Linked DNA regions of Homo sapiens: region 1 is linked to region 2. Evidence: read pairs that join two places in POLR2A ChIA-PET (ENCODE). Cell type or tissue: OCI-LY7. All regions are shown on one strand. Links, peaks and the distances in the headings refer to the core of each region. The heading gives the core; the rest is flanking DNA.

Region 1 (16,261 bases), core at 261-4,260, 180 kb before region 2:
CAAGACAAGGATAGGTCCCTTACGTGCTAAAGAAAAACATTTGTACTGTGCATTTCCTCTACTTGCATGGCCAATAAATACAGCTACGACCTGTTTGAAAAACAAAACAGATGTGAACCTCTGGCATGTGCTAGCTAGTGAAAGGTTCTTTTTTAAAAACCTGTAGCAATGATAAAACAGATTAGAAAGATACAAAATTATCCTAAAGGCATAAATGCAAATAAATTTTTTATGGCAAATACAGATGAAAATATAATGGGCTAATTTATTAATGATTAAGAATATATTCACTAAGCGTTTTCATGGATTTGGGAGTCTTGTTCCTATATTAGCTTTCATTCTAGACAATTAATATTTATATAGGGAAAGGCAATAAGCAAGTTTTTTCCAGTCATTAAGTGTGACTTTTATGCCTAGTAAGACTGATGCAAGACATCTTTTCCTAAAGTTTAGTAAACAACTTTAATAAGCTCCTTTTTCCCCCTACAAGAGCTTGTAATATTAGTCAACTGGTATTCCAACTGTCTCTTAAGGGGAAAGGGCACTTTTCAAAAGTCTTTCACTAAAAAATAATAAAAGTACCAGTTAAACAAATTCTAAGTACTGAATAAGCAAATTAAAGGTACAATTAAACCTAGGAACCAATTTTTAGAGTTAAAACTTTGGAGGAGAGAACATACTATATAGGTTTTTATTATTATTGCTTTATGAATTTGGGTTACCACTTTGAATCATCATCCTACTCCTAGCATATCTTGGTATAGAGAATTACTTCTGGGGCAAGAGGAAGACTTTTATGCTTTTTAATGAATACCATGAAATTATTCTACTTTACTAAGTTAGGAATATTCATTTATTGGGTCCTTTCCATAAGCACATTTAAAAACCATCCCTCTGCTCCACAAAATATTAAAACTTATAGCCACATTGTGCAAGTAATCTCAAGAGCTGGCACAACGGATAATATACCAAAAAGGAAGATCAGCTTAAATTTCAGTTACAACTTCACTGCCATCACTACTTTAACAAATCAGAAGACGCCAGATTGCTCCATGCCTCACTCCACCAAACCAAATAATTTAATGATTTAGAAAAATTGCAATCATTTGTATCACTAAACTAGGATACAGCTTTGAAAGCAGTAAAAAACGCAAAACTTCTGCTTTTATACTCATCAGTCTTTAAAGCATGCTATTAAAATCTAATACTCACATAGGACATTCAGTTTTCAGATCACGTTACTAGCTAAATGTTTCTCTTCATTCTATTGCAATTCTAACATACAATGAATTTATTAGTACATGATTTTAAACATTTTTATTGTACTCTTTTAATGTGTTTATATTGGAGGTGAGGGTAGAATGTTTTATAAAAGGAAAATGGGGATTTGCTTTTGATTGTAGGTCTTTGCAGATCCGCTGGTTCCTGAGTGATAATACACAGTGCTGGCTGTCAGGAGACAGTCTCCTTGTTTATTAGCAATGACCAGCTTGGATGACAGATGGCATCTGCTGGATGGCAAGTGGGAGATGGGGAAATCGGATCTTGGAAGACAAGAAAAAATTAAAAAAAAAAAATTTTTGCTTTAACAGCCTTCTCTTCATGATTATTTTTAAAAGCAAATGTTGCCTGAGAAGAATTTTACTTTGCACAGCCTGGTAAAGCTCTTCTGGACAGAAAAATAAAAACAAGAAATAACCCAAACCCACACACTTTGTGATTAAACCCCTCCCCAACAAAATAACAAAAAACACCCTCAAAGGCAGGTCCCGTTAAAAACTAGTCTGGATAAACTGGAATTTACCCTAGAATTTATACCCAAGATTTAAAAACACCCCTGCAATAATCACATTACCTTTCATACCATTCTAATTACCTTATTTACAAAGATAACTAAAGCCAACATCACTTCCAATTCATAAATGGTTTACATTGAAATGTATCCCTATTTGTCTTCATCCTTTGTAACAGAGAATACATACATATACATATATATAAGGAATAATACAGATTCTAACTAATCACTGCAGTATTTGCTGATGGTTACTTTTCTATCGGTTTACACAGTGACCTCTATACTTTGCTAATATGCATTTAACTACACAACAATATTGCACAAAGTAATATTTATATAAGATTTAACCTATTTCAGAATATTTTAGAGAAAATTCATATTTGATATTTCAAAAGATGCAGCTAAGTTTTCATGGTGACAGACATAATAAAGCAGCATCTTGTATTTTTTTTTTTTTTTGCCTATGTTAATGTAAATATTTCAAATCTTACCATCCAGGAAAAAAAAAAAATCTCCAAATTGCACTGTAACCAGGGAGATATAAGAATCTGGTCTTAGGTGTGGGGAGTACTCTTCCATTAATAAACAAAAGGCCTACTGTATTATTAACTAAGAGAAAGTATAATGTGAATCATGTTAACATTCTAAAATAACAGAAAGTTAGGACCATACTAGCAATGTGAACTGTGCCTGTTTGAAAAGAAAATTTAAATACTCAGGCACTAAGCATTAGCCTACCTGAAACTCTAGGATGAAGTCTAGTGCTGTATTCTTTCTTAGAAAATAGCAACACAGAGTAATAGTAAATAAACCCAGGTATTCACCAGTTAAAACTGTGAATTGAAGTGTCTCAGTAGTAGATATTTATCATGAAGAGGTTGATGCCAAGTGACAAGAATAGTTTATCATAAGATTGATGCTCAAAATATGGCAGCCTCATCAGAAAGACTATTATTATTCTCTAAGTTTAATAGTTGTGATCAGTTTAGGAAGCAAAATTATCCCCACAAAATGTGAGGATGCCAGGAAGCAGAACAATAGAGTATCATGTCAACATTATCTCTTTTACCCAAAATATCTTCAACAGTTAGCATATATTCTAGAAGAGATTAATGAGCCATGGATAATGAATGACCAAGGACTATTCATCTTTAGATTTTTTTTTTAATTGAAATATCCACTGGGCTTTAAATAACAGATACAAAAAAAAGACAGTTTGGATCAGAAAGTGCTGTGCTTTCTCTTTTGTTAAGAAACCAGAGAGCCACTGAAATTTCCTTGGAAACTACTTGTTATTTGTGGTTAGAACTAAATAACTTACTTGCCCATGTACCAGATGCAGAAATTCTTTCCTGCAACCTATGCCATTTTCACTGTAGAAATTGAACCTGTGCCATAAAGACACAAGTACTAAACCATAAATCTTATTTATCCATAAAAACAGCAAATATGGCAAGAGACAAGGCAAGATAAAATTAAGGGAAGTGAATAATTTACCAAACAAGAATCTGTTATTCCAGAGAATTCTCATTTTGATTTGAAGAAGAGATTGAATTGTTACCTCACACCTTAAAACAGAAAGTAGCAGCAGACCCACTATTACATACTGTACTAACGGGATAAGATACAACTCTTAACTTTGCATAATCTGTGTAAAAAAGATATGCTTGACATTTGTGGAATGTCATTTCTCTTTATAGAATTATAGGCAAGATTTCTCCAATAAAACTTAACTTAAGCCAGTTATAAAACTATAACTTCACATCAAAATTTAAAAAAGTTAAAAAATGTGTTTGAATATGTACATATCACACAGAAGTGGTTGAATGTTCTTGCAGATTGTGTTGCTGGTCAGAGTCCAGTCTACTTTCCACTTTTAAAACTGGAATAGGCTGAGTCTTCTGATCTTGCTGTAGATTAAGTTCTGATGCAGGTGGGAAAGATGATGAAGCAGTTGTTAACAGCTGAATCTCTGTGCATGCTTCTTCAGATTCAGTTTTTATCCTCACACATTGGGAGTCAACTTCTAATTCTCGCTTTCCAGTTAAACCACAGTCCATGTTAGAATTGCTTTCTGTGTTTTGAGTGGCTTCCACAACAGGGTGGTACTGTTTAAGCCTTATATGCCAGGCTAAGCTGCACACCGCCGAAACTGTTTTGAACTGATGAATGACATTTCTAGGGATGAAGTAGATATCATTGTCGCAAAGCTGAATTCTAGCATAACGAATGCCTTCCCGCCTCATTTGGTTTAGTTTAGCTTCATCTACCCACTGTACGCACTGAAGAAAGAAAAAAGTTACGTGAGACTTTAAAATATGTAATAATTTAGTCAAGTGAAATAATTAGCAAAGGAAAACAGTAGAAACAAAATGTGTCATAACAATAATCAAATTAAAATTAAGCAACACTAAATGATAGGTAACTCTCTAAAAATTCTTGTAATGCCTGGGAAATTATTTTCCTCCTATTTTACTACCTCTTTAGTAACAAAGTACAGGTTAAAATCAGAATGGCTTAGAGAATCATTTAAGTATTTCAAAGTACAGCTAAGTATCAATATTCTTTACCACACATAAAGGCAACATGTTTTCTTTTCTTTTAGTGTGTCTTTCAGCCTTTTGCAGTTGAGGGGACACAGTGCAATGGGGTTAACAAGTGAGACAGCTCATGGCCATAACTGAGCCGCCTGGGACCTCTAACCATCCCAGGCCCACCTGGTATCCCAAAGATTGAAAGGATTTCAAGCATTCTGCTAGGGAAGCTCTGTTTAAATGATTTTCAGCACCACCCCCACCCCAGTCTTTAACAGTAATAAAATTAAACTCACTATCCCACATATCAGACTGTAAGATAAAATTCAAAATAAAATGGGTATAGATATTTACTTCTAATATCGCAAATGGTGATAAAACATAAGTTATTACCTGGGAAACTGGAGGTTCATGAAGATCTAACTGAAGTCTTTGTACAACATCAGTAAAATCCTCAGCATGAAAACAAATCACATCTTTGGTTATGCGAGGTTGGTCACTCCTAAGATTAACAAAATTAAGTTTCAGAGACAAACATCTCACAATGAAAAATGATGACAAATTTCAGTTCTTTTGTTCTTGGAAATGCTTCTACCAGCAGAGAAATAGATGCATAGTTTCTAAGGACTAGGTATACAATTTTTTTTTAATTTGAAAAAAACTAAAGCTTAAAAAGCCATAAAAATCAGATTTGCTGTTGTAAAATTAAAACAAAAATGGCTAAAAAGAATAGTTTTATTCTAAACTAGTTGCATTTGCAGTCCTCTCGCCACTTTGTATCTCCATGTCCTGAGCTTTGTTAAAACTGGGCCCCAACAGAATATAAAATGGTTTAGCCACTGTGGACAACAGTCTGGTAGTTTCTCAAAACATTACAAATAGAACTACCATATAATCCAGCAACTTCACTCCTGGGTGTATAGCCAAAATAATTGAATGCAGGGACATGAAGAGATATTTATACACCCATGTTCACACCAGCATTATTCACAAAAGCCAAAAGGTAGAAGCAACCCAAGTGTCCACTGATGGATAAACTGATTAACAACATGTGGTATATACATACAATGAATTATTATTCAGCCTAAAAAGGGAAGGAGATTCTGACCCTTGCTACAACACGGATGAATCCTGAGGACAATGCTAAGAGAAATAAGCCAGTCACAAAAAGATAAACACTATATGATTCCATCTATATGAAATATGTAAAGTAGTCAAATTCATAGAAACAAAGTAGAATGATGGTTACCAGAGCCTGGGGGTGAGAGTAAAAGAGGAATTGTTGTTCAGTGAGTATAGAGTTACAGCCTCGCAAGATGAAAAGGTTCTGGAGCTCTGTTTCGTAACAATGTAAAGATGCTTAACTCTACCAAATGTACATTTAAAAATGGTTAAGATGGCAAACTTTATGTGTATTTTACCACAATTTAAAAAACTGGTCCTAAACCTTTTAAATAGAGTCCACATTGTCTTATACAATATTAACCAACCTTGCAGTTGAGTTCAATTAACTCACCATTCACCAAATTGTACAGCTTTCAAAACTCCAACAGCAGCCGTACTCTGCCAGTCAAACCCCTGACCGACATGATCAGCATGAGCTCTAGTCCTATCTTCAAAGAGAACTTCGCGGGGTTCACTGGTCCGAGGTAGGTACTGGAGATTTTTTATTTCATTCATTGATCTAGAGTTGATTTGGTTGTTAAACAAAGGGTAAGCAAGGAAGAAAGAGACCAAAAAAAAATTAATTAATAGCAGTAAGGCAAAAAAGTCTGCTAAAATACCAGATTTAAATAAGATGAGGACTGAGAAGGGTTCAATGATTATGATCATTAGCATTTAACACACTATATTATAATGCTTAATGTAATTACCTTCCTCTCCCTGTGTGCCATAATAAAGCTGAAAATATATCTTAGATTAGGCTCAAATGTAGTGCTTCTGTTCTAGCAACAGAAAATAAAAGTCAAAGTTTAAGGCTTCTTTACCCTCATTCATCTTATTTCCAACTCTCAAAATATGCTACTAGTGAGGCTGCCCTCACACAGTTAACAAAACTCTGGATGGAAATATAGCTATAATTAAGCATTAATCAGGCTGCACTTAGACCCACTTTCTTATAACTAAAAGTCAGGTAACACTAGATACTGACCATTTGCATCCCTGTTGTTCCTACAGATAGAATTTCTTGGAAGTGGGAAAACCTTTTTGTGAAAAAAAAAATATATATATATATACTTTTTTTAAAAAAGAATTCTAGTGTTAGCATCATAAGGCTTTTGTTTAAGATAGAATCTCTGATGTTAAGAATGGCTTAAGCAGATCCTGAATTCTGGCAAAACAGCTGCTGCCAACCAATTTAAAGACCCCCACAGAAAAACCTAATCAGCATGATAATAGTTTATTCATCCCTTTGTCCATGACTTCACTTTGTACTCTCGGACCAATAAACATCTCCACACATCAGCCCATTCCAAAACCTTTAAAAACCCTCACCCCCAAACTCCTCAGGGAGACAGATTTGAGATTTCCTCCCATCTCCTCCTTTAGTGGCCCTACAATTAAACTTTCTCTGTTGCAGTCTGCTGTTTTGGTGTACTGACTTGCCATGTGCATCAGGCAATGACCCTATTATAGTTAAACTAGAGTTCTGATTCAAGATTGCAAACCAGGCATCCATGTTATCTCCTTCTACATTAAAATGAAAGTAAAAGTCTTCAAACCAATAATAGGGGAAGTGGGGATTAGATGGGAGAATGGATTAGAGTACAGATGAAACAGAATTAGCCATGAGTTGACAGCTGTTGATTGTATATTAAACACACAGCAGTTTATTATATTGTTTTCTGCTTTTTTATGTGCTCAAGAATTTCTAAATATAATAATCTAAAGATGATAGTGAATAAGAAGCAACAAAGGAAATGAATTAATGAATGAGCAATATCAACAAACTTTTGCAAGATGGAAAATGATCCTAGTACCTGAGACTAATAAAACTGTGCAGAGAAAGCCACAGGCATAGAATACACAAGAAGGGATCAGCAGCCAAAAAGGCAGCAGACCTGCCCAACAGACCTTGGAAAAGCCTGAGTCCAAAAAGAAGCCAGGCATAATAATGATGAACAGAAATGAAGTGAGGCTGAGAAAAGGGGAATTAAAGTGAAATTCTGCAAATAAACAAGTCATCCCTGCAGGTAGAAATGTAGACAGACATTTAGCCCCACATGGAGTAGACTATGGCTACCCACCCAGCATCCATTCCTCCCCTTTAATTCCCTGACAGAACCCTAATTTTTATTAGGCATCTCATTCTGCCCTGTATGTGACCTCATTCACAAGCTCCAGAGTTAATTTCTGATGAGTACTGGTAAATTATGGTAAGCTCATTTCCCCTGACAGTGACTGATTTAGGAATAGACATGAACTGATTCTGTCTAATAGTATGAAAGGAAATATGCTGAAGAGACTTCTGGGAAGTTTCCTAGCTCCTAAGAAAGAAGTACAAGAAAAGATACTATCTTCTTCTATTAGATATAGCCAAATCAAGATGTGATGTCTAGAACTGCCTCAGCCATCTAGCAACTATAAAGGGAGCTAGTGTAAGTAAATAGCCTAAGCCAAGAGAATGTTAGAACAGAGAAAAGGAAAGAATCTGGTCCCTTGATAACAGCACTGACACACTGACCATATGGTGCCTAGAACCAACCTCTCTGGACTTCTCGATATACAAGACAGACATTTTATTTTATAAACAAGTTTGAACCAAAATTTTTGTTGCTTATAGCCAAAAACATCCTGATAAACTTTCAGCCAGAAAAACTGCACATTCTCTAAACACATGGAAATTGCCACAAAAATAGAACATAATCCTCTGAAATTTGGGCACATCATTTAGTGTCCATTTCTATGCCTGTTCACTCTAAGTTGACAACTGACAATTGTCTACCTGTTGACAAGACTCACCAAAATATAAATAGAACTCACAATAGACCCAATGCTTTATTTTAACATATGAATGGGTCAACCGAGAATCACCAGCTTCTGAAGATAGCAGCCTGACAGAGAAAAACCAAAATGAACAATGCTAAAATTTTAAAACACCAAAGAAAGGTTAGAAGACAAAAGTCCAGTAAATGTCTCCGAATCAAAAGCAAAAAGATAATAGGAAATATGAGGACCATCAAACCAGGAGCTCTATTATTCAACCAATAGTAGTTTCAGAAAGAAATAAGAGAAAATGAAGAAGAAATTACCAAACCAATTAAGTAAGAAAAATTATCAGAAAGGAAAGGAGACATGAATCTTTCAATTTAAGGTGACTACTAAACAACAAAAAGTATAATTAAAAAATAAGAATGAAAGACTCAAGACATATTGTGAAATTTCAGACTGCTGATGATAGAGGATGCTATAAGCTTGCAGACAAGAAAAAAATAGGATACCTACAAAAGAATAAAAATTACACTAGCATTAGGACTTCTCATAAATAATATTAGATGCCAGAAGACAACAGAGCACTGCTAAAAACACTAAGAGACAACACAACTTCTGGACTTCAGCTAAATTATAAATCATGTTTATTAACAGAAAAAGAAATTTTCAGACATATAATAACTCAGAATACCTCCTTTTTCTTAAGACTATTCCTTGAGAATGTGTTTAAGCAAGAGAAGGAAATAAATCTAGGAAAACAACAACCATAGGTTAATGCAGAAAAGCATTAAATAGGAAGTCCTAGGTGGATAACTGAAATAAGCCTTCTATAGGCAGAACACAGAGTTCCAAAAGATATCCACATAAAAAAACTGATATGTTACAGCAGACAGTATGAAAAAAATTCTAAAAGGCATGAGGATATGATAAAAGAACAGAATGCTAGGTAACTACCAACACCAATGTCCTCTCAAAAAAAAAAAAAAAGGTTATAAAAGAAAGCCATAGTCAAACAGATGAGAAAGTCAGCGTGGTTCTGGAAGAAAGTAATGTACCTTAACTCTAACCCTATAAGCAGTAAGGAGAATGGAAGCAATAAATAAAAAGATGGGAAGCAATAAAGAGAACAGAAGATATTTAGGATGGTCAAGAAAAGTTTATGTTCCTACCTCAAAAAAAAAAAAAAAAAAAAGGAGGGTAATCAGAAACTGCAGGAAAAACAGAACACTTTTTTATGTTCCTACCTCAAAAAACAGGGCAATCAGAAACTGCAGGAAAAACAAGACTTTTTTTTAAAAGAAGTTATGGTACCAAATATAAAACTTTCAAAAAATGTGACATGGTTTTAAGTACGTAGGTGAAATATAGAAAAGAAAGATGCTTTTGCATATTCTTCCTTTGAGTGATGATATAACATTGAAACCTTAGAATATGAATTAATAACTTAATAGCTGGGTCTGCAGTAAACATAGCTAGCCATAATATTTTAGAATCCACTTATTGACAAGGCATGTAAGACCTAATGATAATTTTAAAAACAGAATATGAATTAACCCCAGCAATGTGTAGGGACAGCTGACTGAAAGAAGAAATGAGGAGGAAGAGGATAAAGTAGGGGTCATCTAACTATTCAGAGAACATGTAAGAGGACGGAATACCTGCTATCATACCAAAAAATCAAAACCTGTATAAAAACATGACATGTATATCATACATATATGCAACTATTATATACACAAGATTAAAAAAATTTTTAATTAAAAAAAAACCCTGCCAAAGCCTTTTTAAAAAAGTATTATAAACAAATGGGTTTTGCCTCTCGTAAAAATATATTTGCCTCTGGGAAGGAAAAGTGGGCAGGATTTTCCATTGTAAGTCTTGCTGTATTATTTTATTTTTAAAAAACTCTGTACACATATTTCTTTAACTCTAGAGTTCATAAATCCAAAGATGAGCTTCAGTAGCAGTGTCCTTGGTAACTGAACAGCTTCTCACATTTTTATTCCACCATTTTCCACAAGTTTTCACTAACACAAAAAGATGGACATTAGTATTTACATTTTGATTCATTCAATTCTAATTCAAAATGCTTCTGAATGCCTCACTTAAGAATATTTAATACCAACAGAAATAAAATTTGATGGCACCTCAGATGCATTATTAAATAAATGATGTTGGTACAGCTGCCTAACTACCTGGAAAAACATGTAAATCTCTTCCTCTATACTGAAGCCAATTCCAGGTGGATTAAATATGTAAATACTGAAAGCACAGAAGTACTAAGAGAAAATGTAGGTGAGTATTTTATAACACTGAATAAAAGAAGGCTCTTCTAAGCCTATTGCTAAAGGAGAAACCTCAAAGGATAGATCATATAAACAAAAACTTCTGTAAGTAAAGAAAAAAACACCGAAGCTGAAAGCCAAAAAAAGATAAAAACTTGGAACAGAAGGGAAAAAAAGCTTAATAGTCATAATATATATGGGATTTTTACAAAAGAAAAACACCAAAATAGAAACATGTATAAAGGAAATTAAAAGGAAATCACCAAAGACAAAATAAGAAACCCCTCAAAAAACAGCAAATTAAAATGAGACATTTTTGGGTTGGGCGTGGTGGCTCACGCCTGAAATCCCAGCACTTTGGCAGGCCGAAGTGGCTAGATCCCTTGAGGCCAGGTGTTTGGGACGAGCCTGGCCAATATGGCGAAACCCCTCTTTACTAAAAATACAAATATTAGCCAGTGGTGGTGGTGCACGCCAGTAATCCCAGCTACCTGGGAGGCTGAGGCATGAGATCACTTGAACCCGGGAGGCAGAGGTTGCAGTGAGCCAAGATCGCACCACTGCACTCCAGCCTGGGTGACAGAGCAAGACTCTGTCTAAAACAATTTTTTAAAATAAAATAAAATGGGACATTTTTATCCAATCAGATCAATATAGTTTAAAATGTTAGTGGAGAGTATGAGAAAAAGGGAACTGTATTATATGAGTGGGTATATAAATTGGTATATTTCTGGAAGCCCATTAGAAATGTGTATACTTTGAGACTTTAGGAATTTTTACTAAGAATATAAACACGCATGGCCACGTGCAGTGGCTCACGCCTGTAATCCCAGCACTTGGGGAGGCTGAGGCAGAAGGATCACAAGGTCAAGAGATCGAGACCATCCTAGCCAACATGGTGAAACCCCGTCTCTACTAAAAATACAAAAGTTAGCTGGGCATGGTGGTGCATGCCTGTAGTCCCAGCTACTCGGGAGGCTGAGGCAGGAGAATCATTTGAATCCGGGAGGCGGAGGTTGCAGTGAGCCGAGATCGCGCCACTGCACCCCAGCCTGGCAACACAGTGAGACTCCATCTCAAAAAATATTAAAAAAAAAGAAAACAAACACGCATATGCACAAACATACATATCTACCAAACTTCCATCCATATACAATCAGTGGTATGCTCTATATACTTTACATCTGACTTGAGGGTCAGGGGAGGTGGCTGATTTTAGCTGATTTGCTGATTTCTATGGTATAAATACACCTAACACGAATGATTTCCAGTTACTAACGTGACATCACGCAATGTGGAACTGGAAAGTGATGCTAATGATGGCCTTTGTGAACAGGTACAAACTGGCTCCAGCACACCAGTATCATGTTTTCAAAATACTGTTTACATTGAAAACCTGGGAAAAAATTACACTAATAAAGAGTTGGTGAGGGCCAACTCTTTTTTAATTAAAATTAAAAAAAACAACAGGCCAGGCACGGTGGCTCACGCCTGTAATCCCAGCACTTTGGGAGGCCGAGGCGGGTGGATCACGAGGTCAGGAGATCGAGACCATCCTGGCTAACACGTTGAAACCCCATCTCTACTAAAAATAAAAAAAAAAATTAGCCGGGCATCATAGCGGGAGGCTGTAGTCCCAGCTACTTGGGAGGCTGAAGCAGGAGAATGGTGTGAACCCGGGAGGAGGGGCTTGCAGTGAGCCGAGATCGCACCACCGCACTCCAGCCTGGGTGACAGAGCAAGACTCTGTCTCAAAAACAACAACAACAACAACAAAAAACAACTAGCCAGGCATGGTGGCAGGCACCTGTAGTCCCAGATACTTGGTGGGGCTGAGGTGGGAGGATCACTTGAGCCTGGGAGATGGGCTACAGTGAGCCCTGATCATGCCACTGCACTCCAGCCTAGGTGACAGAGTAAGACCCTGTCTCAAAGAAAAAACAAAAACAAAAACCAAGAATTGGTTAAATAAATCTTGATACAACCATACAGTAAAAATTCCCAAGTTTTAAAGTAAACATCACACAAAGAATGGATTTTGTAAAAAGATTATTTATGGCTATATATAATTTGAAAGGTTAATATGCCTAAATGGTGGCTACCTTTTTTTTTTTTTTGGAGATGAAGTCTTGCTCTTGTCCCCCAGGCTTGAGTGGAGTGGCACAATCTCGGCTCACTGCAACCTTCGCCTCCCAGGTTCAAGCAATTCTCCTGCCTCAGCCTCCCGAGTAGCTGGGATAACAGGCGGCTGCCACCATGCCCAGCTAATTTTTGTATTTTTAGTAGAGATGGGGTTTCACCATGTTGACCAGGATGGTCTCGAACTCCTGACCTCAGGTGATCCGCCTGCCTTGGCCTCCCAAAGTGCTGGGATTACAGGTGTGAGCCACCATGCCCAGCCTGCCTTCTTTCTACTCTTCTTTTTTTTTTTCTTTTTGAGATGAGTCTTACTCTGTCGTCCAGGCTGGAGTGCAGAAGCACCATCTCAGCTCACTGCGACCTCGGCCTCCTGAGTTCAAGCGATTCTCATGCCTCAACCACCTCAGTAACTAGGATTACAGGAGCGTGCCACCACACTAATTTTTGTATTTTTACTAGAGACAGGGTTTTGTCATGTTGCCCAGGCTGGTCTTGAACTCCTGGACTCAAGCAATCTGCCTGCCTCAGCCTCCCAAAGTTCTGGGATTACAGGTGTGAGCCACTGCACCTGCCCTCTTTTTACTCTTTCCTATTACTTTTTTCTTAAGTTTATAAAAATCAGGAAACAAATGATGGTCATTTTTTGAGGAAAGATTACAGAACAAAAAATGTATATAGTATTTAACAATTTAATAAGATTTCAAGATTCGTCATCATCCTGCAACAAAAACTGCTATAATCTAGCAATGTGCAGAACTTTCAAATGACTCCTGGGTTTTTACCATGCCACCACCCTGCATCGTACATAATGTTTTCAAAGTATTTTCATACATTTCAAGTACCTAAGATTATTCCATACTTAGCTCAAGTATCATTCTCCTATGAGCCTTAAGTTAAGGTTTAGATTAGTCCATTAAAACTCACTTCTGGGCACTTATTTTGAATTGCTATTTTCGTAGTCTAAGCAGGTATAGATCATTTTCAGTCTCATTAAATTAGATTTTTCAAAGTACTAGAGAGTGAGTTAATCTACATTTGTCTTCAAAGTCTGAAACACAAAACATGTTAGCACAATATGAATTACTGAGGCTCGGTCCTATAGAACATTATTGGTTTCATGTAGCAAATACTGGTTACCTAGTATATGTCATGAGGACAAAGATGAATAAAATAGTCCCTGTCTTCCCAAAGCACACCTCAAATGTTAGTAGAAAATAAAAACATGTAAACAAAACTTTAATGAACAGAACATTGTAGGGAACAATTAATTACCTAAGGAAGGAAAGAAAAACTTCACAAAGGAGGTGACGTCCAAGTTAAGTTTTGTTTGGTTTTGGTTTGGGTTTGAGTCAGGATCTTGTCGTGGAGTCCTGGGCTCAACTGATCCTCCTACTTCAGCCTACCAGGTAGCTAGGACTAAAGGCATATGCCACTGTGCCCAGCTCAAGCTAAGTTTTGAAAATGTATTAAGTTTGCTGTGGGACGGTAACCCCAGCACTTTGGGAGGCTGAGGCAGGAGGATCATTTGAGGCCAGGAGTTCAAAGCCAACCTGGGCAATATGGTGAGACCCCATCTCTACAAAAATAAAATACACAAAACAATTTTTTTAATCAGATGGGCATGGTGGTACACACCTATAGCCACAGTTACTTGGGAGGCTCTCCTGAGACCAGAAGTTCAAGAATACAGTGAGCTATGATTGTACCACTGCACTCTAGCTCTGGGCAACAGAGTGAGACCCTATCTCAAAAAAAAAAAAAAAAAAAAAATAGTGCAAAAGCAAAGAGTTATGATAGACTATGGTTTGGAAAGTGAATTCGGTATGGCCGGAGAAGACTAAACACAGATACATCTAGAAGAGGTACAGTTGACCTGATTATTAATGTAAACCACACTAAGGGGTTTGATCTTTTATCCTGCAGGCAGTTAGGGCACAGGTTTTTAAAAAATAAGTAAAAATTAAATTTGTGTTTTAGAAAAATGCCTCACTGTGATAACTGTGATGATTGGACTGAAAAGAGGAACCGACAACTAAAACATTTACTTAAGGGAGCCCAAGACAAATGGTTTTCAAACTGTGCTCATTTTTATAAGCAACCAACTAAAAAAAAGTAGTTTTGCTTATTTGAGAAAAAGAAATATTTACCGTCGTCTTTTGAAGGGTGACTTTGGCATATCTGCTGTAGGGATCATCTGTTCTCCTGGCCTTACCCACATTATAGGCCCATCATCACTCTGGGACCTACACTGGAGTCGGAGGCTAGAAAGTGTACCCCAGGGCAAAGTCATCTAGAAATCAGACGGATTAGTCACATTAAAAAATTGTTTCAATGATTTATAAGTTAATCCTCCCACCCAAATAAAAGTTCTAAGAAGGCTTTTTTACAACTGTATATAAAGAAATAAATGCTATTTACATAGTAATTTATATTAAAAAGAATAATTGAATTTAAGTACTTTGTACTAATATTATTCTATCTAAACATTTCTGTGCAAAACACTGGATAAATTTAATTTCAATAGGCAATATTAGCTAAATACTCTTCAACATATAAAGTGCCCACTTAAGTAAAGATCAAAACTTTAATAATCTTAATTAACACTCACTTTCAGAAATGGTGATTCTTCTAACATATCAAGGAACTCTGGGAAATAATCACCAACTTCTTCATCTACTGCTCCAACGAGACTTATCTGCCGCATAGGACCTGCTCGGTAGGTGCCACAGCAGTATGTCCTGTTGACCTAAGATAAAACAAAAGAGGGAAAAATGGACTGAGGTACAACTATAATATAATTAAAGAATTAAAATAGGTTATTGTTTCCAACGTTGCCATTTCTTCTACAAACTAAGAACTGAATGGTCAATACCTTGAATAAAGTCAGAGAGGCACCCAAGCACACTGACAAATACACTAATACATATGCCACAAGCAAATTTCAATGTGTGATTTAACCTGAAGATCTCAAAGAAACATTGAAGACATTAATATCTATTTAATACTTAAACTTCTCTAAAAATGATTTTTTTAACTTTGTAATATTTTAGAGTGTGATCTTTATTTAAGAAAAAAACATATAAAAGTAAAATCATCAGGGCAGGGAGAAAAAAAGACCATAGTCATATTAATCTTCCATGTTCATTTTGTACTCCCTAGCTTCAAAGTCTTCACTTTAGCCCAGATACCAGGATACGAGGCTCACTGTTACCAAGACAGGCCAATCTTTTTTTTTTTTTTTTCCTTTTTTTTGAGATGGAGTTTCACTCTTTGTCCCACAGGCTGGAGTGCAATGGCATGATCTCAGCTCACTGCAACCTCCACCTCCCAATTCAAGCAATTCTCCTCCCTCAGCCTCCCAAGTAGCTGGAATTACAGGTGTGCGCCACCATGCCTGGCTAATTTTTGTATTTTTTTAGTAGAGATGGGGTTTCAACACGTTGGCCAGGCTGGTCTTGAACTCCTGACCTCAAGTGATCCACCCGCCTTGGCCTCCCAAAGTTTTAGGAGTACAGGTGTGAGCCACCAAGCCTGGCCCCAATCTTTTTCTCTACTCAACTTATGACAAACTTATT
Region 2 (16,261 bases), core at 7,252-11,251:
CATTTTGTAAAGGAGGTACTTGGTTTCAGATTTTTCTTTTATTATATTTGGTATTTCAGTGAAGTAGGTAGAACAAGATGATTTGTAAATTCAGCCTCACAGTTAAATTGTACTGACCTTAGCTTTTAATTTGTACTTTTTTTTCTCTTCAAAGTTTATATAAATTATGGAAACTCTTAAAGTAAATCTCAACTGAGTTTTAGAAATTGAAGGCAGAGGATTTGTTCTTTCCAGCTGACTAGTCCAGTGCAGGTGGTTTCTAGTTGTATTCAGGCACAAAGAAATGTACTTACTGCCTTTTGATGTTCTGTAACATCCTTTGTCATGTTTCCTTCCTTTCTTGTTGTGTTTATTCTTTTATGATTAGTAATGTTATACTGTATGGATTGGAGTAGAGACTTCCCCCATGACTCAAGGACCACACAGATAAAAAGGAGGGAAGACATTAAAAAAAAAAAATCAAGGATCGAGCATTTGAAAATACTACAGTTGAATGTGAGTGGTAGGGAGTTGTATTTAATAGATATGAGATTGGTAGGCAGGGGTCAAATAATTCATCCAACAGATAATTGAGTATGTATATATTGTCAGTCTGTATAAGGCTTTGGTGATAGAAGAGCAAGACAGAGATGGTACATGTGCCGGAGCTTATACTGTAGCTGGGAATGTAGCATTAAATAAATACTTTCAAGTTAACAGGTTGCTGTGGGAATGCATGGTGGGGGCAGGGGGTGATCGTAGGGAGCGTTTCTGCATGTGACAGAGGTGTCAGGGCAGTTTTCGCAGCAGAAAGTCTTCAACATATTTAGAGGGCCTGGAGGTGAGTGGCCTTCCAAGAACTAAAGAAAGAAAGGCAGTGTGGCTAGAGTGGGGGTTAGGGGAGGAATCAAAGTGGGGAGATGTTGGAAGGCAGCAAGCAGATTTTGGAGTGCATTTTAAGGCAGGTTGAGACAGGTTTTTTTTTTGAGATAGGATCTAGCTCTGTTGCCCAGGCTAGAGTGCAATGGAGTAATCACAACTCACTGTAGCCTCAATGTCCCAGACTCAGATGATTTTCCTGCTTCAGCCTCCTGAGTAGCTGGGACCACAGGCATGTGCCACTTACACTTGGCTTTTTTTTTTTTTTTTTCCCGGTAGAGATGGAGTCTCCCCATGTTGCTCTGGCTGGTCTTGAACTCGTGGACTCAAGTGATCCTTCCACCTTGGGTTCCTAAAGTGCCAGGATTACAGGCGTGAGCCACCACATCTGGCCTAATTTTTCTTTTCTTTTCTTTTTTTTTTTTGTTAATGCTTCCCAGGCTGATCTTGAACTCCTGAGCTCAAGTGATCCTCCTGCCTGGGCCTCCCAAAGTGCGGGAATTACAGGCTTGAGCGACCATGGCCAGCCAAGTTGAGAATCTTGGACATTATCTCCAAAGCAATGAGAAACCCCGGGAGAAGGGGAAGCAAGATGGTTAAGAAGAGAGAGCAGTTATCTGATTTGCATTGTTTAAAAGCAAAGATCTACTGAGTGGATTTAAGGAGATTAGTTTGGAAGCTACTGGCAGTTTGAACTAGAATGGTGCCAATAAGGGTAGGGAAAAAGGGCTGATTTGAAATATACTTAGGAGGCCAGGGGCAGTGGCTCACGCCTGTAATCCCAGCACTTTGGGAGGGTGAGGGGGGTGGATCACTTGAGCTCAGGAGTTTGAGACCACCCAGGCAACATGGTGAAAACCCATCTCTACTAAAAATACAAAAAAATTAACTGGGTGTGGTCGTGCACGCCTCTACTCTCAGCTACTTGGGAGGCTGAGGCAGGAGAATTGCTTGAGCCCCAGAGGTGAAGGTTGCAGCGAGCCAAGATTGCACCATTGCACTCCAGCTTGGGCTACAGAGTGAGACTCTGTCTCAAAAAAAAAAAAAAAAAAATACACACACACACACACACACACACACACACACACTTAGGAGATGGAATGGATAAGATAGAGATTAGATGTGGAGGAATAAGGGAGAGGAATGAGCCAGGATAATAGTATTAAATATGTGGTAGACACTATCATTTTACATGTATTAAATTATTTAATTCTCAGAACAACCCCATGAGGTAGGTATTGCTATCACCATTATGTAGCTGAGGAAACAGACATCCCTAATTTTTTTTCTTTTTTTTGAGACAGGGTGTCATTCTTTCACCCTGGCTGGAGTGCAGTGGCACGATCACAGCTCACTGCAGCCTCTACCTCTGGGCTCAGGTGATCACTTCTGCCTTCTGAGTAGCTAGGACTACAGGCATGTGCCACCATGCCTGGCTAACTTTTTTTTCTGTTTTTTTTTTTTTTTGTTGTTGTTGTTGTTTGTTTGTTTTAGAGACGGTTTCACCATGTTGCCCAGGCTGGAGCTCCCTGATTTCTGGCTTGAGGCGTTGGATGTGTGATGGCATCTCATAATTAAGATAGAAAACTGAAGGTGGGGTGGAGGCTCGTAAGTTTAATTCTGAATGTATTGAATATGAGGTGTTTGTGAAATGTCCAAGTTGCAGGGTTAAGTAGTCATTTGGATATAGGGTTTGGAGTTCAAAGCGAGAGAATCCTGGGTTAGAGATAGAGATTTTAGTCTTTTGAAGATGACTAATTTTGAGGAGTAATTATTAAAAAGGGGCAAAGGGTAGAGCAAGGAAAGAGGGATTACTATAGAGCCCCAAGGCATATGAGATCGGATGGTTGAAAATGGAGAAGATAAATATGAAATGGCTTGTGTGCTATGTCAGATGTTTGGACTTTATTCTGAAAAAATAGCTTTCAGTTTAATCTGTGGGCTTATTGAGCTGGAAGTGTCTGTGGGATATTCAGGGACAGAAAGCTGGACTGTTCTTACATCCTTTCCTCATATTTTTCTGCTAACTTTCCTCGGTTCTTCAGAATATACTCTAGCTTTCTCATCATCCTGGTTACTTTTTTTTTTTTTTTTTTCAATTTTAGTATTTTTAGAGACAGGGTCTCACTACATTGCCTAGGCTGGTCTCGAACTCCTCAGCTCAGGAGATCTTCCTGCCTTGGCCTCCCAAAGTGCTGGAATTAAAGGCTTGAGCCACTGTGCCTGGCCCATACTGGTTACTTTTTTATCTTAAAATGTGGTAGACAATTGAATGCATTTTATGTATGACCTGAGCAGAGTGGATAATCTTCACTTTGTCCAGCACGTTCTGTACACTGTTTCTATGAATATAGGTCAAGATTGAATTAGTTTTTGAGAAGAGGAGAACATTATTACATCATGTTTCTTTTATCAAGTAAAAGTGTGTGTGTGTGTTTGTGTGTTTTAAATCTAAGCCTTGTATCTTTTATCCTTGTGGTCTAATTCTTCCTTTCTCTCAATATAGGTATGGCATCACAGCTGCAAGTGTTTTCGCCCCCATCAGTGTCGTCGAGTGCCTTCTGCAGTGCGAAGAAACTGAAAATAGAGCCCTCTGGCTGGGATGTTTCAGGACAGAGTAGCAACGACAAATATTATACCCACAGCAAAACCCTCCCAGCCACACAAGGGCAAGCCAACTCCTCTCACCAGGTAGCAAATTTCAACATCCCTGCTTACGACCAGGGCCTCCTCCTCCCAGCTCCTGCAGTGGAGCATATTGTTGTAACAGCCGCTGATAGCTCGGGCAGTGCTGCTACATCAACCTTCCAAAGCAGCCAGACCCTGACTCACAGAAGCAACGTTTCTTTGCTTGAGCCATATCAAAAATGTGGATTGAAACGAAAAAGTGAGGAAGTTGACAGCAACGGTAGTGTGCAGATCATAGAAGAACATCCCCCTCTCATGCTGCAAAACAGGACTGTGGTGGGTGCTGCTGCCACAACCACCACTGTGACCACAAAGAGTAGCAGTTCCAGCGGAGAAGGGGATTACCAGCTGGTCCAGCATGAGATCCTTTGCTCTATGACCAATAGCTATGAAGTCTTGGAGTTCCTAGGCCGGGGGACATTTGGACAGGTGGCTAAGTGCTGGAAGAGGAGCACCAAGGAAATTGTGGCTATTAAAATCTTGAAGAACCACCCCTCCTATGCCAGACAAGGACAGATTGAAGTGAGCATCCTTTCCCGCCTAAGCAGTGAAAATGCTGATGAGTATAATTTTGTCCGTTCATACGAGTGCTTTCAGCATAAGAATCACACCTGCCTTGTTTTTGAAATGTTGGAGCAGAACTTATATGATTTTCTAAAGCAAAACAAATTTAGCCCACTGCCACTCAAGTACATCAGACCAATCTTGCAGCAGGTGGCCACAGCCTTGATGAAGCTCAAGAGTCTTGGTCTGATCCACGCTGACCTTAAGCCTGAAAACATCATGCTGGTTGATCCAGTTCGCCAGCCCTACCGAGTGAAGGTCATTGACTTTGGTTCTGCTAGTCACGTTTCCAAAGCTGTGTGCTCAACCTACTTACAGTCACGTTACTACAGGCAAGTGGCAAATGCTGAAAATCGTATCTTAGGCTAGAGTTCTGTCCTTATATTTAACATATACCCCGTAGGCTACATATAGCAATGAATTTGTTTATAGATTCTGAGATAGAAATAGGATATGTTTTAGCTCATTCTATGTGTGTGGCATTCCTATATATGACATTTATTTCTGAAATTTTATCTAGCACTGGAAAAATTAACTCAGTCTGATTCTGAAAGTTGTTACTAGTTGAATTATACTAGCACCTGGTTCTTTAGTATTATTTTACCTCATTTTCCCATTTTATTTATTTTATTTATTTATTTATTTATTTAGAGACAGAATCTCGCTCTGTCGCCCAGGCTGGAGTGCAGTGGCGTGATATCAGCTCACTGCAAGCCCCACCTCCTGGGTTCACGCCATTCTCCTGCCTCAGCCTCCTGAGTAGCTGGGACCACAGGCACCCGCCATCACGCCCGGCTAATTTTTTTTGTATTTTTAGTAGAGACGGGGTTTCACCGTGTTAGCCAGGATGGTCTCGATATCCTGACCTCGTGATCCACCCGTCTCGGCCTCCCAAAGCGCTGGGATTACAGGCGTGAGCCACCGTGCCCAGCCTATTTATTTATTTTTTTAAGATGGAGTTTCACTTGCCACCCAGGCTAGAGTGCAGTGGTGTGACATTGACTCACGGCAGCCTCCACCTCCTGGGGTCAAGTGATTTCTCCTGCTACTCCTGTCCTGAGTAGCTGGGACTACAGGCACCTGCTACCACGCCCGGCTAATTTTTTTGTTTTTAATAGAGATGGGGTTTCACCATGTTGACCGGGCTGGTTTTGAACTCCTGACCTCAGGTGATCCACCCGCCTCAGCCTCCCAAAGTGATTAGAGGCGTGAGCCACCATGCCCAGCCATTTTCCCATTTTGAAGAGTCTTGAAATACACAAAGATATTTACTTATTTGTAATGAATCTGAGCATATGTTGCTGTTTTTTCGAACCTCTTATCTTGGCAGGTAAAATAACGTGGGAATAACTCTAGGTTTAACTCTAGTAACATTTTATTCTTTTACATTTTCTTCTGTAGTAGCATGAATTGAATTACATGGTTGCTACAATCTCTTCCTGTTTTAACTTTCTCTAAATACTTTGAACTTAATGGGTTATCCTAGAATGGCCTTGACCCAAGTACCTTATACTTTAATGATATATATTTCTAGATTGATACTTTTAATGTAGCTACCATTTTAATATATAATAATTATTGGGACAGTATGTAAATGCTGATATATACAATTTTGTCTGTACCATAACCAAGGCTTTTAAAATGTGCTTTTTATCAGCACCCATTTACTTACTTGCCTAGTTATTAATTTTAAGGAATCTAATATTTAGTTTTAATGGCCATACATTAAATACAAATCATGTAAGCATCCAATCAAGAAGTGAAATAATAAAAACATAGATAACCTATAAAATATGTTTATAAGGAGCTATACATGCCAGATGCCTGTAATAAAATTTGAGGAAATAGAAATTCTGAATTAAGAATTTTATATTATGTGTGAAAATAATGTGAGGATATTTTAACCCATACAAGGACTCAGAAAAAATGTCATCTGCATGTTTCCTTTTTTAAAAACATTGTGGTAAGATGTTTATAATAGGAAATTTACAATTTTAACCATTTGGTACCACTCATTGTGTTAAGTACATTCATAGTGTTGTGTAACCATCACTGCTGTCTGTTAAGTATATTCACAATGTTGTGTAACCATCACCACTATTTCCAAATGTTTTCATCACCCAAAACAGAAATTCTAACCATTAAGCAATAACTCCCTATTCTCTCTTCTTCCTACCACTGGTAATCTTGATTTGACTTTCTGTCTCTATGAATTTGCCTATTCTAGATACTGCATGTAAGTGGAATCATACAATATTTGTCTTTTTGTGTCTAGTTTATTTCACTTAGTGTAATGCTTTTGAGGCTAATCCATGCTGTAACATGTATCAGAACTTCATTCCTTTTATGGCTGTATAATATTCCATTGTTTGTATATACCACATTTTGTTTATGCATTCATCTGTTGGTAGATATTTGGGTTGTTGCTACCTTTAGGCTGTTGTGAATAATGCTGCTATGAACATTGGTGTACAAGTATCCTAGTCCCTATTTTCAGTTCTTTTGGGGATATAGCTAGGAGTGGAATTGCTGGGTCACATGATAATTCTATGTTTAACTTTTTGCAGAATTACCAAATTATTTTCCACAGAGGCTGCACTATTTTACATTCCTACCAGCAGTGGATGTGCATTCCAAATTTCTCCACATTTTCTCTAACATTTGTTATTTTTTTTATTTAAAAATATTGTTTGTTTATTTTTACAGAGACAGGGGCTGCCTCTATTGCTCATGCTGGAGTACAGTGGCACGATCATAGTTCACTGTAGCCTCCAACTCCTGGACTTGAGCAGTCCTCCCACTTCAGCCTCCCAAGTAGCTAGGACTGCAGTCACACTCCACCATACCTGGCTAATTACTATTATTTTATTTTTTGTGGCGACAGTGTTTTGAGGGTCTCATTTTGTTGCCCAATCTGGTCTCAAACTACTGGCCTCAAGCCATCCTCCTGCCTCAGTCTCCCAAAGTTCTGGGATTACAGGTGTGAACTACCACTCCTGGCCTTGTTTTGTTTTTTAAATAATAGCCATGGGTTTTTTTTTTTTTTTTTTTTTTTTTTTTTGAGATGGAGTTTCACTCTTGTTGCCTAGGCTGGAGTGCAGTGGTGCGATCTCGGCTCACTGCAGCCTCTGCCTCCCAGGATTCTCCTGCCTCAGCCTCCCGAGTAGCTGGGATTACAGGTGCCTGCCACCACACCCAGCTAATTTTTGTATTTTTAGTAGAGATGGGGTTTTACCATGTTGGCCAGGCTGGTCTCGAACTCCTGACCTCAGGTGATCTGCCCACCTTGGCCTCCCAAAGTGCTGGGATTACAGGCATGAGCCACTATGCCTGGCCAATAATAGTTTTTTTTTGTTTTTTTTTTGTTTTTTTTTTGAGATGGAGTCTTGCTCTGTTGCCAGGCTGGAGTGCAGTGGCACAATCTCGGTTCACTGCAACCTCCACCTCACAGGTTCAAGCAGTTCTCCTAGCTTGGCCTCCTGAGTAGCTGGGAATACAGGTGCCACCATGCCCAGCTAATTTTTGTATTTTTAGTAGAGACAGGGTTTCACCATGTTGGCCGGGATGGTCTCGATCTCTTGACCTCGTGATGAAGTGCTGGGATTACAGGCATGAGCCACCGGGCCCGGTCAATAATAGCCATTCTTATGGGTGTGAAGTGGTATCTCATTGTGGTTTTGATTTGTATTTCCCTAATGATTAATGATGTTGAGCATTTGTTTTATTTTGTTTTGTTTTGAGACAGAGTCCCACTTTGTCACCCAGGCTGGGGTGCAGTTGTGCAATCATGGCTTACTGCAGCCATGACCTCTCAGGCTCAAGCAGTCCTCCCACCTTAGCCTTTCGGGTACCTGAGACTACGGGCATGCACCCCCACACCTGACTAGTGTTTTGTATTTTTAGTAGAGACGGGGTTTCACTGTGTTGCCCAGGCTGGTCTCAAACTCATAGGCTCAAGTGATATGCCCGCCTCGGCAACCCAAAGTGCTGGGATTACAGACATGAGCCACCATGCCCAGCCTGGCATTTTTTTATGTGCCCGACATCTGTATATCTTCTTTGGAGAAATGTCTATTTAAGTCCTTTCCTCATTTCTTGAATTGGGCTTTTTGTTGTTGAGTTGTATACTCTATATACTTAATTTTCATCTATTCCTTGGGTTGCCTTTTTACCTGTTGATAGTGTTTGACACAGAAAAGTTTTTAACTTTGGTGAAGTGCAGTTTGTCTACTTTTTCTTTGGTTGCTTGTGCTTTTGGTGACATATCCAAGAAGTCACTGTTAAGTCGAAATCATACAGATTTTCCCCTATGTTTTCTGCTAAGAGTTTTATAGTTTTAGCTCTTATATTTTGGTCTTTGATTCTTTGTTGATTTTTGTCTATGGTCCAAGGTACAAATCCAGTGTAATTCTTTGGCATGTGACTATTCAGTTCTTCAAACACCATTTGCTAAGAAGATTGTCCTTTCTGCATTGGGTGGTTTGGGCACCCTTGTTGGAATCATTTGAACATATATACAAATAATTCTTATCTTCTATTGCTTTCCCATTTTCAATGTTGGGCTCTCTATTCCATTAATCTATATATGTCTTTATGCCAGTACCACATTGTTTTGATTATTGTAGCTTTGTAGTAAGTTTGAAATCAGGAAGTGTGAGACCTCCAACTTTGTTCTTTTTCAAGATTGTTTTGGCTATTTGGGGTCTTTGAGGGTCCATATAAATTTTAGGATGGGTTTTTCTATTTTATACAAAAACCATAATTGCTTTTTATTAAGGATAGCGATGAATCTGTAGATGACTTTGGGTAGTATTGACAGCTTAATAGTAAGTCAGTCCATCCTTATTTCTTTATATCTTTTCACAGTTTTATAAAACTGGTATTTTTTACTTGAGGTAAGGTAAATAAACTCTTAGAGCCTTTGTTTTCTGGTTTTATGCTGCCCTAGGCAACCTTGGCTAACTTTAAGAATGTCATCTCCATTTATTTATTTATGCCTTGGGAGATTTAGGTTCCAACTACATTTGCTTTTTAATGCTCTCCTTTGAGCAGTCTCACCACCAGCCACACCAACATAACATATATATAACATACTCTACAGGTGCACTGAAGAATTCAGCGCAGCATCCCATTTTGAGTCCTCAGGAGGGACTAGGCAGACCACAGCTGAAGGAAGAGGGCTGATCAGCTCTTCCTTTCTGTCTTGACTCTGTGCCTGCAGGTGTTCTTTAACTATTTGTTTGCCCTGTCAAAGACAAAGTGCATTCTCTTGTGATAACAGAGTAGTTTTTAAATTGAAAAAGGGAGAGCAATAGGAGATAAAAATTATTTGGCTTTGTTATAATTGGGGCATGTTAATACAAAATAAAATGAATTATTTGGCTGCTTAGCTTTCTGTAATGTGTAATTCATTTGAATAATTTTCAGTGTTAGGTTGCTGATCTTTGTATTTTTTATCCTTTTAATTTAAGCTGTCAATTGATTCATTTTGGTTTTGTTTTTTATAGAAACTAAGGTTTTCAAATCTTCAAAGTTACCCTTCGACAAAGCTTTCTTTAAATTCACTGCAATATAGTTGTTGACTATAATTTTAAGTGGAGCTAAGTTTGCCTCTTAAAAACAGGAGTTCATTCTGTGTATTACTGAGTAATTACTCTGTATACTGAAGTTCAGTGCCCAGGGCTTGACAGTGTTTAGGATTTAACATGAGTGTTCTGTTGTGTCACAGTAATACTTGATAATGAGCCTAAGGCAGATGGAACAGCAGCTCAGGCATTCCTTCTTTATCACTAGTTTTACCCGCAGTGGTCCTCTTAAGCTTCTTTGATGTTGCTTTGTTGCCATATTAGAGTCCATTAAGTCCTCACCCTTCTGTCTTTCAAAAAACCTCTGTGAAATCTGTTTGGCTGGTGAAGCATTTTGACTCCAAAGCTAGTCCTTCTCTTACCCACCTTTTTAGTTTACCTTGCTTTGTCTTTCTGATAATATGCCAGTATTATCAGCTCACATAAATTTGCCAACTTGCTGTGTCCATTGGCCCTGGGCATGGCTAAATGATTCAGGCAGTGGAAATAATATACTTTACTCTCTGGCTCACTGTAAATGTGCACAGACTCCAAGCAAAGCTCCTGTCTTTCGGGCTTGAGTTTTAGAGACAAAGGTTTGCCATGCTTACAGGCTGAATGTTTTTCCCTACTGAACAAACTAGCCAGCCTTTATTTCAAGCTGAATCACTTTGTTACTTACGGAAGGAAAAGGTCTAGAGAAGGAAAACGTATCTTCCATTTATCCTAGACAAACAAATAATCTAATTTCCTCTGGCAGTCAAAATATAGTTTCACCTAAGCCACTGATGCAGGAAGTTAGGTTTTATGTAACCTCTCTAATTGGTAAGTAAGTAGGTTTGATGTCTCTGAGATAGGAAGAAAGAAACGAAAATGTTCATGAAAATAATCAGAGTGATTTGTGTTAAGTGATCCTAACCTTAGCTTGCTCTGGGTGCCAGTGAAATTAACCTCAACAATGTTGGTTGGAAGAATTTTTCAACTTAAAGAAGTTTGAAGTTGGGGAATCAAAAGGCAGGGATTGTTGTTTCTATCACTTAGCTGTAATAACCAGAGCCTGTTTAGTATTTGTTTTTTAAGGATGGGATGTGTCTTCAAAGAGGAGACTTGCCATGTTCAAAGCACAATTAATGCCATTTTCCTACTGAAGTGAACACTGCCAGTTTTTAACAGTTTCTTTCACTTTCCTGTGCTTCTGTAGATAACCTTTTTTACTGCCCAGTTGTTGGAATGTTACAGCTGGAAAGGGACCTAGAAGAGTAATTATCTAACTCTGTTTCCTTATTACACAAATGAGGTAGAACCAGAGTTTTACGTGTCTGTAGAGTTTATATTGAGGGATTAAGAAATAAGGAGGCCAAGAGGAAAGATGTAATGAAAATAATTCTAATAATTATAATCTGGATTCACAGTTTAAAGTATTCAGTCCTTAGAGATAAACCTGCTCTAGTGATGCCTTACTGTTCAGTAAAGTAGAAAATAACTTGTCTTTTTGCTTCGTAGAGTTTGGGTAAGTCTAACATTTATAGGCCCAAATAATACAAAACCCTCAGTGAACTAAGCAGCCTTACTGCTTTTTTGTTTGTTTTTGAGACAGGGTCTCAGGCTGGAGTGCAGTGGCGCAATCATGGCTCACTGCAGCCTTGACCTCCTGGGCTCAAGTGATCCTTCCACCTCAGCTTCCTGAGTAGCTAGAACTGCAGGCATGCACCACCATACCTGGCTAATTTTTTAAATTTTTTTGGTAGAGATTGGGTCTTGCTGTGTTGCCTAGGCTGGTCTCAAACTCCTGCTCAAGTGATCCTCCTGCCTTGGCTTCCCAAAGTGCTGGGATTATAGGTGTGAACCGCCGTTTCTGGCCGTATTTTTTTTTTTTTTAAACTGCTTTCCTTTTTTTGTTTTTCCTTTTGCTATTTGCCTTTTTATAAGGTAGATACGGTAGAGTTGCTGTTTTGACTGAGCTTTTGCTGGAAGTCCTTAGCTGCTTTTGTCACTCCAAAAGCAGGGTGAGACCAAATGAAAAAACTTTCAGCTAATCTTCAGTTTTTTTTTTTAATTAAATGGGACTTGGGGGCTGTGGAAGTGATATTTTCCTTAATTTCCCAGAAAACTTTAAGCTCGAGACAGTTATCATATATTATTGCTACCTTTTTTATTTTTTTCTGAGACGGAGTTTCGCTCTTACGCCCAGTCTGGAGTGAATTGACGTAATCTTGGCTCACTGCAACCTCTGCCCCCCGGGTTCAAGCGATTCTCCTGCCTCAGCCTCTGGAGTAGTTGGGATTACAGGCGCCTGCCACCATGCCCAGCTAATTTTTGTATTTTTAGTAGAGACTGGGTTTCATCATGTTGGCCAGGCTGGACTTGAACTCCTGACCTCAGGCCATCCACGTGCCTTGGCCACCCACAGTGCTAGGATTATAGGCGTGAGCCACCGCGCCTGGCCTGTTATCGCTACCTTTTAAAGAAGAAAGTTATAGAGTGGCCTGGCCATTCTCTGTGACCTACCTTTTGGACTTTAAAATGTCTTTCTAGTATGGTAGGAATAGCAAAATCAATATGCTGCCCTCCAATTGATGCTTTGGAATGTTCTAAACCCAGTTTTTATTTTGGCTCATTGCCAGTTGTGCTCCCCCTGCCAGCTATTTTTGGCATTGTCATGAACTTGGAAATTAATGATTCTGCTCACTAGGAGTAGAAAATTTTGTTCCTTTTCAATTTTAGAAAAGCTTTTATGTTGTTTCTGGGTAGTCTTACTAGCTTATTAATGCGCCTGTCAAACTTGTGCAGTGTTGAAAACATGCCATTATGGTTGAGATTTCACTGAACTCTGAAATTCCATCAGTAATATGTGCCTCTAGCCACCTGCAACAGGAATATCACTTTTGAGGGTTACTTCTTTTCTTTTCTTTTTTTTTTTTTTTTGAGACAGAGTCTTACTCTGTCACCCAGGCTGGAGTGCAGTGGCACTGTGTCAGCTCACTGCAACCTCCGTCTCCTGGGTTCAAGCAATTCTCCTGCCTCAGCCTCCTGAGTAGCTGGGATTACAGGTGCCCGCCACCACACCTGGCTGATTTTTTATATTTTTAGTAGAGATGGGGTTTCACCATGTTGGCCAGGCTGGTCTCAAACTCCTGACTTCAGGTGATCCAGCCTCCTCGGCCTCCCAAAGTGCTTGTATTACAGGCATGAGCCACCGCACCCGGCCAGTTATTTCTTTGGTAAACAAAACCACAGTTCAAATTAAATACTACAAAAACTGATGATATTGGTGGTTCCACCCATAGCTGTTAAAAAGTGTAAGCCCGAAGAGGCCTGGGTCGACTGCTATTTGTATTTAAGGATCAGAAAAGCTTTCAGGCCCTGTGGAGTCCCCAGATTTACTGTTTTCTAAGGGCCACTATTTATGTATAAATACTAGGGGAGGATTTTTTTTTTCTTCTATGCCTAGTTTGCTTAGATGGGGAGGGATATTCTTATTTAGGGAAATTATATTCTCCTTGCTTAATCCTTGCCTTCCCTCAACCCCCTGCACATATACACAAAACAACAATAAGCACATATCACTTGAAAGTAGTTTGAGAAACCTGGGTATTCTGTGAGGAGACACGGCCAGTTAGATGGTTCTTCACGGAAAGATCTGTTTTCCATTTAACTCCTGTAACATGAGGAATCTGAATCTGGATCTGGATCTGGATCTGGAGTGTCCTTATAGATTATAATTCCATGACTTGTAAGAAAGAAAGGAAATTATTTGGAGAAGATGATCCAGTGCCTAAGAGCTGAAATCTTGGATCCAAATAGCTTGGGTACCATCCTTTTTCTTTTGTTGAGATGGAGTCTCGCTCTGTCGCCCAGGCTGGAGTGCAGTGGCAGATCTCAACTCATTGCAACTTATGCCTCCCAAGTTTAAGTAATTCTCTTGCCTCAGCCTCTGAGTAGTTGGGATTACAGCTGCCCGCCACCATGCCCAGCTAATTTTTGTATTTTTAGTAGAGATGGAGTTTCACCGTGTTGACCAGGCTGTTCTCGAACTCGTGACCTCAAGCAATCCACTCACCTTGGCTTCCCAAAGTGCTGGGATTACAGGTGTGAGCCACTGCGCTGGCCAAGGGCACCATCTTTTAGTAGTTATGTAGCCTTGGGCAAGTTACTTTAACCTCTTAGTGCCAGTTTCTTCATCTGTAAAATGGAGGTAATACTTTTATTGCATAGAATCTAACATGCCATTGATTATAAGATACATTATTTTTGTACCACTTAAAAAAGGAAAAGCGCTGCCATTAAACTAAAATATACCATCATTTGTAAGAATCTTCTTAATTTCAGAGGTGCTAACATGTAAAAAGATGTGTATCTTAGAATTGATGACATCATAATAATACTTTGATAGGATTGTTGTAAGGATTAAGTGACTCAACATTTATAAAGAACTTAGAACAGTGCATGGCACATAGTAGGCAATATTTATGTGTCATTTATTATTATTGCTATTAGTGTTACCTATTATTTTCTTTTTGAACCCACTTATTGCCTAATTAGTCATAGTTTGACAATTGCCCTTGTATTCCACCATGTCAAATATAAATTTACATAGATGAGTATGTACTTTTACTTATTGAGAAACAGTGTAATATATAATATACTCAATTCTGGAGCCAGATTGCAGGGATTCAAATCCTAGCTCTGCCACTTATTTGACTGTGACTCTAGGCCAATAACTTAATCTTTCTTTTTCTCAGTTTCTTCTTCTGTAATGGGGATAATAATTCTATTTTAGATGTGTTCGTATATATAAACGTCTGAGTTATGGATTACCTTAGTCATCTCTTTAAAGTTCCCTAGCATTTTATTTCTCACTTGGACTGTTAATGAATATTTCTAAAAAGCACACTAAGAGTTCAAAGTTTTAAAATAATGGTAACATAATACTGTTATTATATCTAACACCTACTAGTATTTACCATGTGCCATGCACTGGTCTAAAAGCTTTCATATATTTATTTAAGCTTCACAACAACTCTATGTGGTGGGAACTCTTACTGTCTCCATTTTATAGATGAGGAACCTGAGGCACAGAGAGATCAAGTAATATACCTGCAGCTATTAAATGATGGAACTAGGATTCAGACCCTGACAGGCTGGCTCTAGAGAGTGTGCTGTCAACACCATGTCTCTTCAGAAGGCATTTCTTTTTCTTTTTTTTTTTTCCAGAAGGCATTTCTGTCATGAAGGGTTATTTATTGACCAGGGCTTTTTTTTTTTTTTTTTGGACTGTCTTGGGTCTCCTAGGCTGGAGTGTAGTGGTGTGATCTTGGCTTACTGCAACCTCTACCTCCTGGGTTCAAGCGATTCTTTTGTCTCAACCTCCTGAGTAGCTGGGATTACAGGCGCCCACCACCACACCTGACTCATTTTTGTATTTTTAGTAGATTTGGGGTTTCACCATATTGGCCAAGCTGGTCTTGAACTTCTGACCTCAGGTGATCCACCCGCTTCGGCTTCCCAAAGTGCTGGGATTACAGGCATGAGCCACTGTGCCCAGTTGACCAGGCCTTTTAATTGATTTTTTTTTTTTATGATTGAAATGGTGCTAGGAATAATAATAAAAAAAATCTATTATCCCTTATCTGTGATTGCAAAATTCAGAAAGCTCTCATAAATGAAAATTTTTCTTTAAGTTTGGTATAAATTCATTTAATTGGCAAGACCTGACTTGAACCATTGTTAAGCTATTTGAAGTCTTTATTTAGCCAACTTAGTATGACTGTTCCATGTTTTGTTGCAGAAATATTAATGTGTTTGATTATAGTGCACTGCCCTGAACTCCACTGGGATTATTATATAATGTGTACTTTGTGTTCTGCATTACCTTTCTGAAATTCAAAATATTCTGAATTCCAAAACACATCTGGCCCTGAGCTTCAGATGATGGATTGTATACCAAAGATTTTTTTTCCATTTCATTGAATAAATGTTCCTTTAGCTAATACTAAAACAGGACTTAGTCATGTAGTTAATTTTCCCAAATAATGTTTTTTTTTTTTTAATCTGATATTTTTTGTTTTTGCTAGAGCTCCTGAAATTATTCTTGGGTTACCATTTTGTGAAGCTATTGATATGTGGTCACTGGGCTGTGTGATAGCTGAGCTGTTCCTGGGATGGCCTCTTTATCCTGGTGCTTCAGAATATGATCAGGTAAAAGTGTTTATTTGAATGGAAATAGAATGCAAATAGTTACTTGTGAATTAGATTCTGGAGAAAGAGAAGTACTAAGTACTACTGAAGTATTTAGATAATAGGGAAAGAGTAGTCCAATTGCTACTAAAGAACTTTTTAAAGAATAGTATAATTTTCTCTTCCTGCTTCTTAGGCTAAAGTATGTTTGCAATTCTATAATAAAAAAAAGAATTTTATTTTATATTAAGGTTGATACTTTGCTAGATCTGTAATGATTTATTAGAGACTTAACTTTCATTAACTTATGTGCTTTGTGAGTTAGGAAAGTAGAGTAAAGATGAGGAACTGGAATTTTAAAAGAGAACTTCTACTTACTCGGAGCTATTATAATTTACTTTTACGCATGA

Evidence for each region. ChIA-PET counts read pairs that join two places held together with the same protein. Peaks named below come from ENCODE experiments on the same cell type or tissue, not always from the same donor. Only the 100,000 strongest peaks of a DNase experiment are listed, where the experiment ranks them.
Region 1: POLR2A ChIA-PET joins it to region 2 with 8 read pairs; 14 of 35 experiments call an interaction of 5 or more read pairs at or near these places.

The regions. Positions count from the first base shown.
Region 1 is chr1:113,762,377-113,778,637 of GRCh38, forward strand. RSBN1 (round spermatid basic protein 1) reads right to left here. Exons shown (of 7, transcript NM_018364.5): 3 at 15,295-15,432; 4 at 14,834-14,976; 5 at 5,846-6,013; 6 at 4,723-4,831; 7 at 1-4,077. The coding sequence ends at 3,604. Among named protein-coding and RNA genes, the nearest start is that of PHTF1, 11 kb to the left of the region's middle. In OCI-LY7, for the core only: no CTCF peak of the experiment used is centred there; no DNase peak of the experiment used is centred there.
Region 2 is chr1:113,937,018-113,953,278 of GRCh38, forward strand. HIPK1 (homeodomain interacting protein kinase 1) reads left to right here. Exons shown (of 16, transcript NM_198268.3): 2 at 3,365-4,442; 3 at 15,749-15,872. The coding sequence starts at 3,367. Among named protein-coding and RNA genes, the nearest start is that of HIPK1-AS1, 16 kb to the left of the region's middle. RefSeq lists an enhancer at 738-1,265 and a silencer at 14,776-14,976. In OCI-LY7, for the core only: no CTCF peak of the experiment used is centred there; DNase peaks (open chromatin) are centred at 9,254 and 10,484; H3K4me3 peaks cover 2,844 bases; H3K27ac peaks cover 3,510 bases.